Regions from separate parts of the Homo sapiens genome. Here region 1 is linked to region 2. A link is a contact called in ENCODE Hi-C or POLR2A ChIA-PET data. All regions are on one chromosome and are shown on one strand. The core of a region is the stretch at or near the end of the contact, and the rest is flanking DNA. Distances in the headings are between cores, read along the strand shown. Region 1 holds the start of ZNF226 (zinc finger protein 226). Region 2 holds the start of CLPTM1 (CLPTM1 regulator of GABA type A receptor forward trafficking).

The links. A loop is a pair of places that touch in the nucleus more often than their neighbours do. ChIA-PET counts read pairs that join two places held with the same protein, here RNA polymerase II (POLR2A). Pooled maps may share reads with other maps.
Region 1: a loop to region 2 is called in a pooled map, with 3 times the contacts of the local background. The contact joins the promoter of ZNF226 here to the promoter of CLPTM1 in region 2. A Hi-C loop is called at or near these places in 1 of 50 pooled maps. POLR2A ChIA-PET finds 5 or more read pairs at or near these places in 2 of 52 experiments (MCF 10A and activated B cell).

Annotation. Positions count from the first base shown.
Region 1 is chr19:44,162,198-44,167,505 of GRCh38, forward strand. ZNF226 (zinc finger protein 226) reads left to right here and starts at 2,903. Exons shown (of 6, transcript NM_001032373.2): 1 at 2,903-2,945; 2 at 3,560-3,610. RefSeq lists enhancers at 2,595-2,744, 2,805-2,924.
Region 2 is chr19:44,952,876-44,957,986 of GRCh38, forward strand. It overlaps CLPTM1 (CLPTM1 regulator of GABA type A receptor forward trafficking), which reads left to right and starts at 2,505. Exons shown (of 14, transcript NM_001294.4): 1 at 2,505-2,592. The coding sequence starts at 2,521. RefSeq lists a silencer at 2,428-2,757.

The DNA of each region.
Region 1 (5,308 bases), core at 1,653-4,152, 790 kb before region 2:
GTGAAAATAAAATGATAAATGTAATGTGCTTGAATCATCCCCAAACCATCCCCATCCCCCCACCTCACCTTGTGGAAAAATATTGTCTTCTGCAAAGCTGGTCCCCTGTGCCAAAAAGGTTGTGAACTGCTGGATTAAAGGGCTTTACTCAATAAATTATATCTAACTGGGGAGACTTTTTTCCACTATTGATTTTCTTCAGTATACCTTCACTGGATGCTTGCTACTCATTAAGGTCCATGCTACCTCAATGTGCATGGTATGCTGGGGATTGATAATACCACCTTCACATTCTTGTAATTCACTAGGAGGACTCAAGACACCCTATGTTATCATAGTCACTATGATTTATTGTAGTAAAAGATACCAAGTCAGTTGAGCAAAGGGAAAATGTGCATGGGATGAAGTCCAGAAGAAATCAGGTACAGGCTTCCAATAATCCACTCCCTGTAGAATCATTCATGATGTACTGTTTTTTCAGCATTGAAACATGTGAAATGTCTACCCAGTAAGCTCAATGGAGACTTAGTGCCCTAGGCACTACGTTGTGTTTTGTTTTGGAACTGGTCACATAGGCCAGCTTGGGCCAAAATTCTAGATTCCCAGAAGGAATTCAGCATAAATCACATTATACAAATAGCCGGGGCATGGTGAGCCACTCTCATCAGAGAATTGTGGAAATCCTCCTGAAATTCAAGTTCCCAGATACCAGTCAAGGGCTAACCTTATATCTTGCGCTGCTATAACAGAATACCACAGATTAGGTAATTTATAAACAATATAAATTTATCTGTCATAGTGCTTGAGGCTGGGAAGTCCAAGGTCAAGATGCTGGCAGGTTTAACATCTGGTGAGGGCTGCTGCTGTCTGCTTCCAATATGGCATCCAGTTGCTGCATCCTCTGGAGGAGACAGATGCTATGTCCTCATATGGTGGAAGTGATGAAAAAGCAAGAAGGGATTAAGTTTTAACAAGGGAACACCATCAAACTATAGCATGTTGCAAGCAGGCCTTTTAAGTACAACAGTCTCAGGCCTATGTTAACTCTTTTCTGAACAAAGGGCTTCAGAAATCCAGTACCTATATTCTTTTCTTTCTTTTTCTTTCTTTGTATCACCAGATACCACATTAGGTCATCTTCCTTCAAGGTAATTTGTAACCAAAACCAGTAGACTAAACCAAATAATTTCTTGCCCCTCTGCCCCATAACTGATAAGACTGTAGGTACAGTCTACATCTACCCTCCTCATGACCAGAGTTTTCAGGTTAGTCACAAGACAGCTGTAGAAGCTGGGAGCTATCTGGCTTTGTTTTTGGTTGGTTGTTGTTTGTTCACAGTCAAGAGGAGAGAACTGTTTCATTTGTAATATTGTATAGTTCATGTCTCCCAAAATGCATGGCTACTCTAACTCCCATTCACACACAAGATTAATTCCTTAGCTCTTACCTAGTATGCCCAGCCCTTGTGGGATCATTCAGTTTTTTCATCTGTGGGCCTAACTTGCCTGTTCATCTTTGGCCGTTGGGATTTCCCTGTCTTAGCTTTGAGTTTAGCTACATTTTAACGCTTTAGGGGATATTGTCACATAACATTTTTCTATCTTTGAAAAGATCCACAATATTATGTAATGATTACCACTATCTAATCCTAGAACTCTTTCATCTGCTCCCAAAAGAAATCCCCTACATGAGCTGGGTGTGGTGGTGCATGCCTGTAGTCTCAACTACCCAGGGGGCTGAGGCGGGAGGATCACTTGAGCCCAAGAATTTAAGGCTGCAGTGTGCTATGATCATGCCTGTGAATAGCCACTGTACTCCATTCTGGGAAACATAACAAGACGCTGTCTCTAAAAAAGTAAGAAAAAAAAAACCCTACATATTGACAGTCACTCCCCATTCCCAACTACATCTCCCCAGCCTTGGAGACAACTAATTTACTTTCTGTCTCTATGGACTTGCCTATTCTGCACATTTGATATAAATGGAATCATACCATATATGGTATCTTGTGTCTGGCTTCTTTCATTGGACATAATGTCTTCAGAGTTCATCTATGTTATAACATGAATCAATATTTTGTTCATTCACATTACTAAATAATATTGCATTATATGGCTAGACCACATTTTGTTTATCCACTCATCAGCTGATGGACATTGGGTCTTCTCCACTTTTTGACTATTATGACTAATGCTGCTATGAACTTTTTTAGAACAAGTTTTTGTGTGGATATCTTTCAGTTCTCCTGGGTATTTACTTAGGAGTGAAATTGCTGGCACATAAGCCCCAGATCGGGTGCCAGCAGATTCAGTGTCTGGTGAGGTCCCGCTTTCTAAGTCATACATGGTCCTTCTGGCTGTGTCCTCACATAACTAAAGAGGCAAAGGAGCTCCCTCAGGCCACTTATAAGAGAGCATTAATCCTATTCATGAGGGCATTGCCCTCTTGATCTGATCACGTCCCATAGGTTCCACCTCCTAATATCTTCTTGGGAGTTAGGATTTAAACATACGAATTTGGTGGGGGCCATAAACACTCAGACCATAATAATACCTAAAGAGAAGTGAGGGATTCTGGGAAATGAAAACCAGGAGCTCAAGGTAGTTGGACACTTCCACATCAGAAGGCTTGGACATTCCGGAAGTGTAGTCCAGGAGGGCGGTACTGTTCTGTTTTTCCCCCAACTCCAGCATTCTGTGATATGTAGTCCGGAGTTCCGTGTAGTCGCGCATAGCTCAGCTGCAGTAAGGCTGTAAATGTTTCCCCTGCGGAATCCTGGGAACTGTAGGTCCAATCGTTCTAGGTAGTTGTAGGCACTTCCGGCTCGAGGAAGGCAGTGCTGTGGAATTCTGGGAAGCGTAGTCCAGGTCCTCCTGATACTCGCAGGCACTTCCGCCCAGGAAGACGACGTAGCAGCCATCTTTTCCCTGGCTTTGGTGATTCAGGTCAGCTTCTCAGGAACCTTTCAAACTTCCCCGAAATGCACTTGTGGTCAGCAGCTAGCGGTCTTTTGTTTGGGGAAAAAAAGGAGTAGCGGCTAAGAGCGGAGGTTTGAGGGGCCAGGATGCTGTTTTGCGTTTCCCTGGGCGGAGCTTGTTAGAATTGGGGGCGTACTGGCTTCGGGCGGCTGGGGTGATGCTTCGTCGGGTTTGAAGGTCTCTCGGGCTGTTCGCTCCCTCATTGTGACTCCCCCACCTAATGAGCCAGCCCTACCACTTCATACAGTATCACATTGAGCGAGTTAGTTAATCCCCGTGCCTTCGTTTGCTGTTCTGAAGGAAAATAAAAGCAAAAACTTCCTAATAGAATGTTTTGAGAGAAAACGAGGTAATACAAAAAGTGTAAAACTGCCTGGCACGTGAATTACCAATACTACTGTAATTTTCCTAGAAACTCCCGTTCTGTGGCGAAATTCTGTGAGTCCATGAAGCTGGATTGTCCCTGACCTCTTTTGAGGAAGGAGAGGGTTGCTTCTAACTGGTCCTGGGAGATGCCACTGTGATGTATCCGGGATGAAGACACAATCCTGGTTACTTCATAGCCTGTTTTTCTTCCCCAGCCCTGACTTCTCAAAAAGCACTGCACAGAGGAGGAGGCAGCAGAACCCCATGTGAGTAAGACTTGTTGTTATTCTTGTTTTATTCACATAAATCAGAGAATGTGTGGGGTCATGTATTTGGGCATGAGAAGTGATTATAATTTAGCGTTAGTTGCTAAGTTCCATTCTAAGGGGTTTATACAAATGAACACCTTTCCACTATACAGTGGCTCTGTGAAGTGATACTCTTTTTCCGAGGAGACTGAGACATAAGAACATAACTTGTTTGCTCATAGCCACCTAGCTAGTAGGAGGCAGAGCTAGCATTGAAACCGAGGCAGTCTGAGTCTAGACCTGAGTCTTCTTTGGTATGTTCTGCATGAGCCATAGGCAGCTGGCTAGTATCATGTGAAAATAGGTTGGGACTTCACTGTGGGGACTTTGCTCAAGGTCTGGGCTATTCTATGACTTTTAAAAAATAGTGGCTGGGCACAGTGGCTGACGCCTGTAATCCCAGCACTTTGGGAGTCTGAGGCGGGCAGATCACTTGAGGCCAGGAGTTTGAGACCAGTCTGGCCAACATGGCGAAACCCCATCTCTACTAAAAATACAAAAATTAGCCAGGCGTGGTGGCCAACACCTGTAATCCCAGGAGTTTGGGAAGCTGGGGCAGGAGAATCGCTTGAACCCAGGAGGCGAGGCTGCAGTAAGCTGAGATCACACCGGTGCACTCCAGCCTCGGCAACTGAGCAAGACTCTGTCTCAAAAAAAGAAAAGAGTTTTTAAAAATAGTTTTCTCAATTATTAGTTTTATTTGTTTCAAATAATATAGAGGTAACACATAATCATGGAAAACACAGAAATACATTTAAAAAATGTAAATTCCCCATGACCTTAGGGTATAAAGATAACAACTATAGTTTAGTGCCTTTCTGTCAAGTTTTTCTTGTATATATTTCTGTTTATTAGGGGCTGTTTTGGGAGAGGGACTGAGTACAGTGCAACACTACTCAAACTGTGGTTCACAAAGCAGCAACATTGGCATCACCCAGGTAGAAAGGCTCATTCTTGAGCCCTACCGAAGGCCTTCTGATTTAGCATTTTTGCAGATAGGACCCAGAAATCTGCATTTCAACAAGATCCCAAGGTGAGCGAGATGCATGTTAAAGTTTGAGAAGCTCAGGAAAAGGTCTTATCTGGAAACTCAGGACTAGAAAACTGACCCTGCCAGATGTCACAGATAAAACTGAGCTGGCCATACTAGAACCCTACTCAGTCCAGTGATTTTTCTTTCCCACTAAATATTAACTGTCAAGTTTCTTTGCAAAAACCATGACATGAGTAGAAGGCAGCTGTCAAGTCTAGAGTCAAAATGGAGAAACTCAGAGTCCTGAAGATCTATTTCTCCCAGGCTTTGGGGAGTAGATTCCTTCCCATCTTTTGTACTGGAGGCCTTCTGCCTGAAGTGGGAAGATCAGCTACCTATTTATTGTTAATTAACGTTAGATATTATTGCCATAGTTGTCATCATCTCGTCATCGTTATTATTCTGATTAATGACTTTCCTAATTTCTTTAACTTTTTTTTTTTTTTTTTTTTTGAGGCAGAGTTTCACTTTTGTTGCCCAGGCTGGAGTGCAATGGCGTGATCTCGGCTCACTGCAACCTCCGCCTCCCAGGTTCAAAAGATTCTCCTGCCTCAACCTCCCAAACATCTGAGATTACAGGCACCCGCCACCACACCGGCTAATTTTTTTGTATTTTTAGTAGC
Region 2 (5,111 bases), core at 1,255-3,754:
AATTAGCTGGGCGTGGTGGTGGGCGCCTGTAGTCCCAGCTACTCCGGAGGCTGAGACAGGAGAATGGTGTGAACCCAGGAGGCGGAGCTTGCATTGAGCTGAGATCATGCCACTGCACTCCAGCCTGGGTGACAGAGCAAGACTCCATCTCAAAAAAAAAAAAAAAAAGAGGCCCACAAAACACATAAGCTTCAGACCCCACAAAGTCTCTCCTCAATCCCTGTCTTAGTCTATTCACTTCATCCCTGGACTTAAAAGACTGGGCCTACACATTCAAAGAATCGTTATTAACACCATTATTGTCTGTAACAGTGAGGATGAGGCACTGAGTTTTCTTTTTCTTTTCTTTCTTCTTTTTTGGAGGTGGAGTCTTGCTCTGTTGCCCAGGCCGGAATTCAGTGGCATGATCTTGGCTCACTGCAACCTCTGCCTCCCGGGTTCAAGCAATTCTCCTGCCTCAGCCTCCCGAGTAGCTGGAGTTACAGACGTCCGCCACCATGCCCGGCTAATTTTTGTATTTTTAGTAGAGACGGGGTTTCACAATGTTGGCCAGGCTGGTCTTGAACTCCCGACCTCAGGTGATCCGCCTGCCTCGGCCTCCCAAAGTGCTGGGATTACAGGCGTGAGCCACCGCGCCTGGCTGAGGAGCGAAGTTTTCTAAGGTTCCTTCTTGTCCTGTGTTAGCCCTCAGAGAGGTAAGTCACTCACCTTCTGCACCTAGAGAGCCTCATCCCCAGGGCAATCATCCCCAGGGCAGTGCTGGAGATACAGCAGTGACCACAACAGTCCCAGGTCAGCCTGCCCAGTTGGGGAGACACACCCATCCCTGACAGTGATGACACAAAGTGAGCAGGGATGGGGTGGAGGAGCTGAGGGGGCAAGGGAGGATAGGAAAAGGGCTCAGAGAGAGTTTCCTAGAGCGAGAGCTACTGTTACAGGGCTGAGACCTAGAGGAAAGTGGAGGAAACCGATAATAAAATGATAATTATATATTCAGAATATCCCAATGCAAAGCTTACTCTTTTTCCAGGTAATATATAAGGTTCATAATCACAGCGCTCCAAATATTGACCACTTAAGCATGAGGCCCAGGGCCTGATGTTTTCCATTCGCCATCTAACTACGTCTTCCCAATAACACAGCGGGGCAAAACGGGAAGACGAAGAACGAGTACGATTATATCCCTGGTTTATAAAAGGGGAGAAACTGAGGCTCAAACATAGATGTCACTTGTCACCAGCCTGGCCAACACGGTGAAACTCCGTCTCTACTTACAAAAAAAAAAAAAAAATGGGAGGCTGACGCAGGAGAATTGCTTGAATCCGGGAGGCAGAGGTTGCAGTGAGCCGAGATCGCGCCACTGCACTCCAGCCTGGGTGACAGAGCGAGACTCCGTCTCAAAAAAAAAAAAAAAATTAGCCAGGAGTGGTGGCGTGCTCCTGTAATCCCAGCTACTCGGGAGGCCGAGGATGCAGTGAGCCGAGGTTGCAGTGAGCCGAGATCGCGCCATTGCACTCCAGCCTGGGGGAGAGTGAGGCTCCGTCTAAAAAAGAAAAAAAAAGAGAGAGAGAGACGTCACTTGTCCAGGATATCTTATCCAGTCAGTAGCACCACAAGGGTTAGAACCCTGGCCAGACATCCACCCAATTTCACGGGTGAACAGTTAACAGCCTCTGAGAGTCTTGTCCTCTCTGGGCCTCCGTAACACCCTCTCCAAACTAAGGGTCTCTCAGCAGATGGCCGGGTTTAGAGCTGTACGAAGACACACAGCTAATGAAAAATTGTGGAATTCTCAGAGCCCGTGAAGCCTAGCCCACGGATGCGAGGTTTGGACCACTGAGGGAACGCGCATGCGTGCTAGGCAGGGCAGTCCGAAGGCTTGGGGGTGTATCATAGGGTCTCATCGGAGGTTTGTTGGCCGTAAGACCCCTGGAATTGGAACTCTAAAAACACAGAAAGGATATGAGCTCAGGAGACTTGAACGAAAGAGTTGTCTTAGGAAGAGGGGTCAGAAGACAAGGGTGCTGGGCAAAAGGCTAGTTCTTCGAATCAGAATACGGTGGCCAGAAAGGTTCCTCTGACGAAAGAGGGGCGTGGTTCGAAGCCGTACAGTGGCCGGTAAAGCTCAAGAAACATGGAACGAAAAGGACGCGAAGAATCGGCAGGGAGAAGCGGACAGGATGTCCCGAAAGGCTCATATAACCGAAAAGGCGGGTTAATGTGAAGGGACGGAAGGGACAGAACTTGCGGGAGGCACATGCTGGCCGAGAAAGTCCTGGAGTTCGGAGCATACAGTGTTTTTATTAGGTGGAAACAAACGGGCTGGGAGAAAGACGAGTACGGTGGCCAGGTTGGTCCTTCCATAGCCGGAAGTGGCCTTCCTGAGAGGCGTGGCTGCGGCACTCTTGCCGGATAGGGTGGCCCGGCGGGGCTAGGAAAGCGTGAAATCTCGCGCGATTGCGCTGCGAAGTCGGGGACGGGGCGGGGCTGGCGGCGGGGGCGGGGACCCGGAGCGGGAAGATGGCGGCGGCGCAGGAGGCGGACGGGGCCCGCAGCGCCGTGGTGGCGGCCGGGGGAGGCAGCTCCGGTCAGGTACGGAGGCCGAGAGGGGACTGAGGGGGTTCTTCCCCAGCCGGGGGGCCTCCCACGGGGCGTGTCCTACCTCTTGTCACGGAATCCCGTGCACTGGGGGCTCCTTGGCCAGAGGGACCTTGAATACCCGGCCCAGGCAGGGCCGGACCGCCCGGGAGGCCGGACGGTGCCGGGAACAGGGCCCTGTTGCGGGTCGGTTCCCCTGCACGCTCGAGCCGGGCGGCCACCAGGCTCATTGCTCGATCCGGGGAGACAGTGGCTCGGAGGGGCGCAGGCTTGTACCTTGGCGCGCTGGGTTCTCAACTCCGCGATTCCATGCTCTGAGGCCGTTCCTAGAGTGGTCTGGCGTTCAGGTCTCGTTGTAGTGTTTGAGGTGTGCGCAGTGATTAATTGGGAGTTTTCTAGCTGTGGGGAAGTCAGTATTAGCAGGGCACGGCCGACAGACCCATTTTACAGACGGGAATTCAAGGAACAGTGAGACTAAGGCGCTTCTAGAAGGTCATCCTGGTTAGGTTTGTAACTTTATGTAGAAGTTACAAGACACTGCTGACACAGGGACTGGTATGGTTGTGGTTTTAATGTAAAATAGTTCTATGGGTTAATTAGTCCTGGTGCGGATGACTTCTGCCCCACTGCTGTCTTAACACACTGCAGAGCATACCATTTCAGGCAGCTACCGTTCAGGCATTTGGGGAATAGATGGAGAGACATGAAGGTGCTGTCGACCCACCCACTGGGATGTCACTGACATGTGGGAGGCAGCTCAGGGGAAAGGAGTGCGGGTTGAGAGGGGAGAATGAAGCTGACTCTCTGTGTGACCTTGGGCAAGTTCCTTTCCCTCTTTAGGCCTTTATCTCTCCCGTGTTAAATGCAGAGGTTGGACAGGAGGGCCAGCCATATCCCTGCTGTCAGGGGACGAAGAGAGGAGACTGACATGTAAACAGTTGTAATCCTGAATGATTAGGTTGGTGACAAAAGTCTGTGTCAGGGACTGGGGGAGCCCAGAGAAAGAGCAAGTGGTATCACTTGGGTAGGACACATGGATGAAATTTGTGTGATAGAGCCCACTGTATCTGCTCTGAATCTTTTCAGCATTCTCAGCCAGGGCCTGGCTTCAGGGACAGCTTAGGAAATGTTTGTTGAGTTAGTGCTGGAATGAAGGCTCAGTTCCTGTCTTCAAGGGTTTCCCAGTCTTGCTGAAAGGAGGTCGTTTCCCCTCTGGGTTTCTGTTGATTATTGGGTTGATGGTGGCTTGAGAGACCAGGGCCCAGGTTGTTCTCATTGCCCTGAGCTTCCAGATGGCACTCTGATCTTCTCTTGTACCAACTCTGCTTAAAAACAATCAAGAGTTACCCCTTTGCCTTTAGGACAAAGTACAAATTCTTTAATAAATCACAGTCTTGCACGATCCGACACTTTTCTTCAGACTAGACTAGGATTTCTCGAGCTCGGCACTATCAACATTTTGAATTGGATAATGCTTTGTTTGGGGGGCTGCCCTGTGCATTTTAGGATGTTTAGCAGCATCCGTGGCCTCTACGCACTAGATGTCAGTAGGATCCACGCCCCTCCCCAGTTGTGACAACCATATATGTCTCCAGACATTGCCAAATGTTCCAAGAGCAGGGGGGCAAAGCCATCCCTGCGTGAGAACAACTGCGCTAAAGGGGATCCGCTGCTCTGAACCTATTTTATTTCTAAACCTCTTTTATTGCCTCTCAGTCTCTTTCCTCATAGTCTATGCACAGGTCTCTCCCCTCTTTAGCTAGTTGATGTGTATTAGTCCTACAGATTTCAGATGTCCCTTCCTGCAGAAAGCCCTCTTTGACTGTCTGGGCTCCGCTGTCCCAGCCCTGCCCTACTGGGTTTCACTGTCTGGGGACTGGGAACCCCAGGAGGGCAGAGCCAGGACTGCCTTGATCACCACTGCTTCCTTAGCACCACTCAGCTCAGCGCCAGGCACAGAGGAGGTGCTCAGTGTTTGTGGAATGAGCGGATCTTGAAACAGAGGCTGGGCTGAGGTGGAATTCCCTGATGCCGTGGTGGATCCAGGTAATCAGTGAAGACATGCCGCAAAACCTAGCTTCCTCCTGCTCTTGCCTAGCCCTGGTGGTCTCAGCTACTTCTTGGACCCTTTAGCAGATGTTGCTGGGGATTGTGTGTGTGCGTGGACGTGCAGATCCGAGAGCAGGAACTGTGTCTTAGTCACTGATGTGTCCACAGCCACTGCCACCCTTCTCCCATGCCCAGGGCCTAGTGCACAGCAGGCACACCCTCTGCACAGTCTGCTGCTTTAGCTAGCCTGCTCCTGTAGCCAGGAACTCGGACACAGAACCCACAGCTTTGCCATTCCTTCCTTCAGCGAATGCGAATTGAGTCTACTCCATGCTAGGCCTTTGCTGATGCTGGAGATACAGCTGTGAATAAAATAGGTGCTGCCCTCTTGAAGGCCCTTACACTTATGTTCTAGTTGGAGCTGAATTTATAGGGGAAGCACAGACAGGGACACACAGTGAACA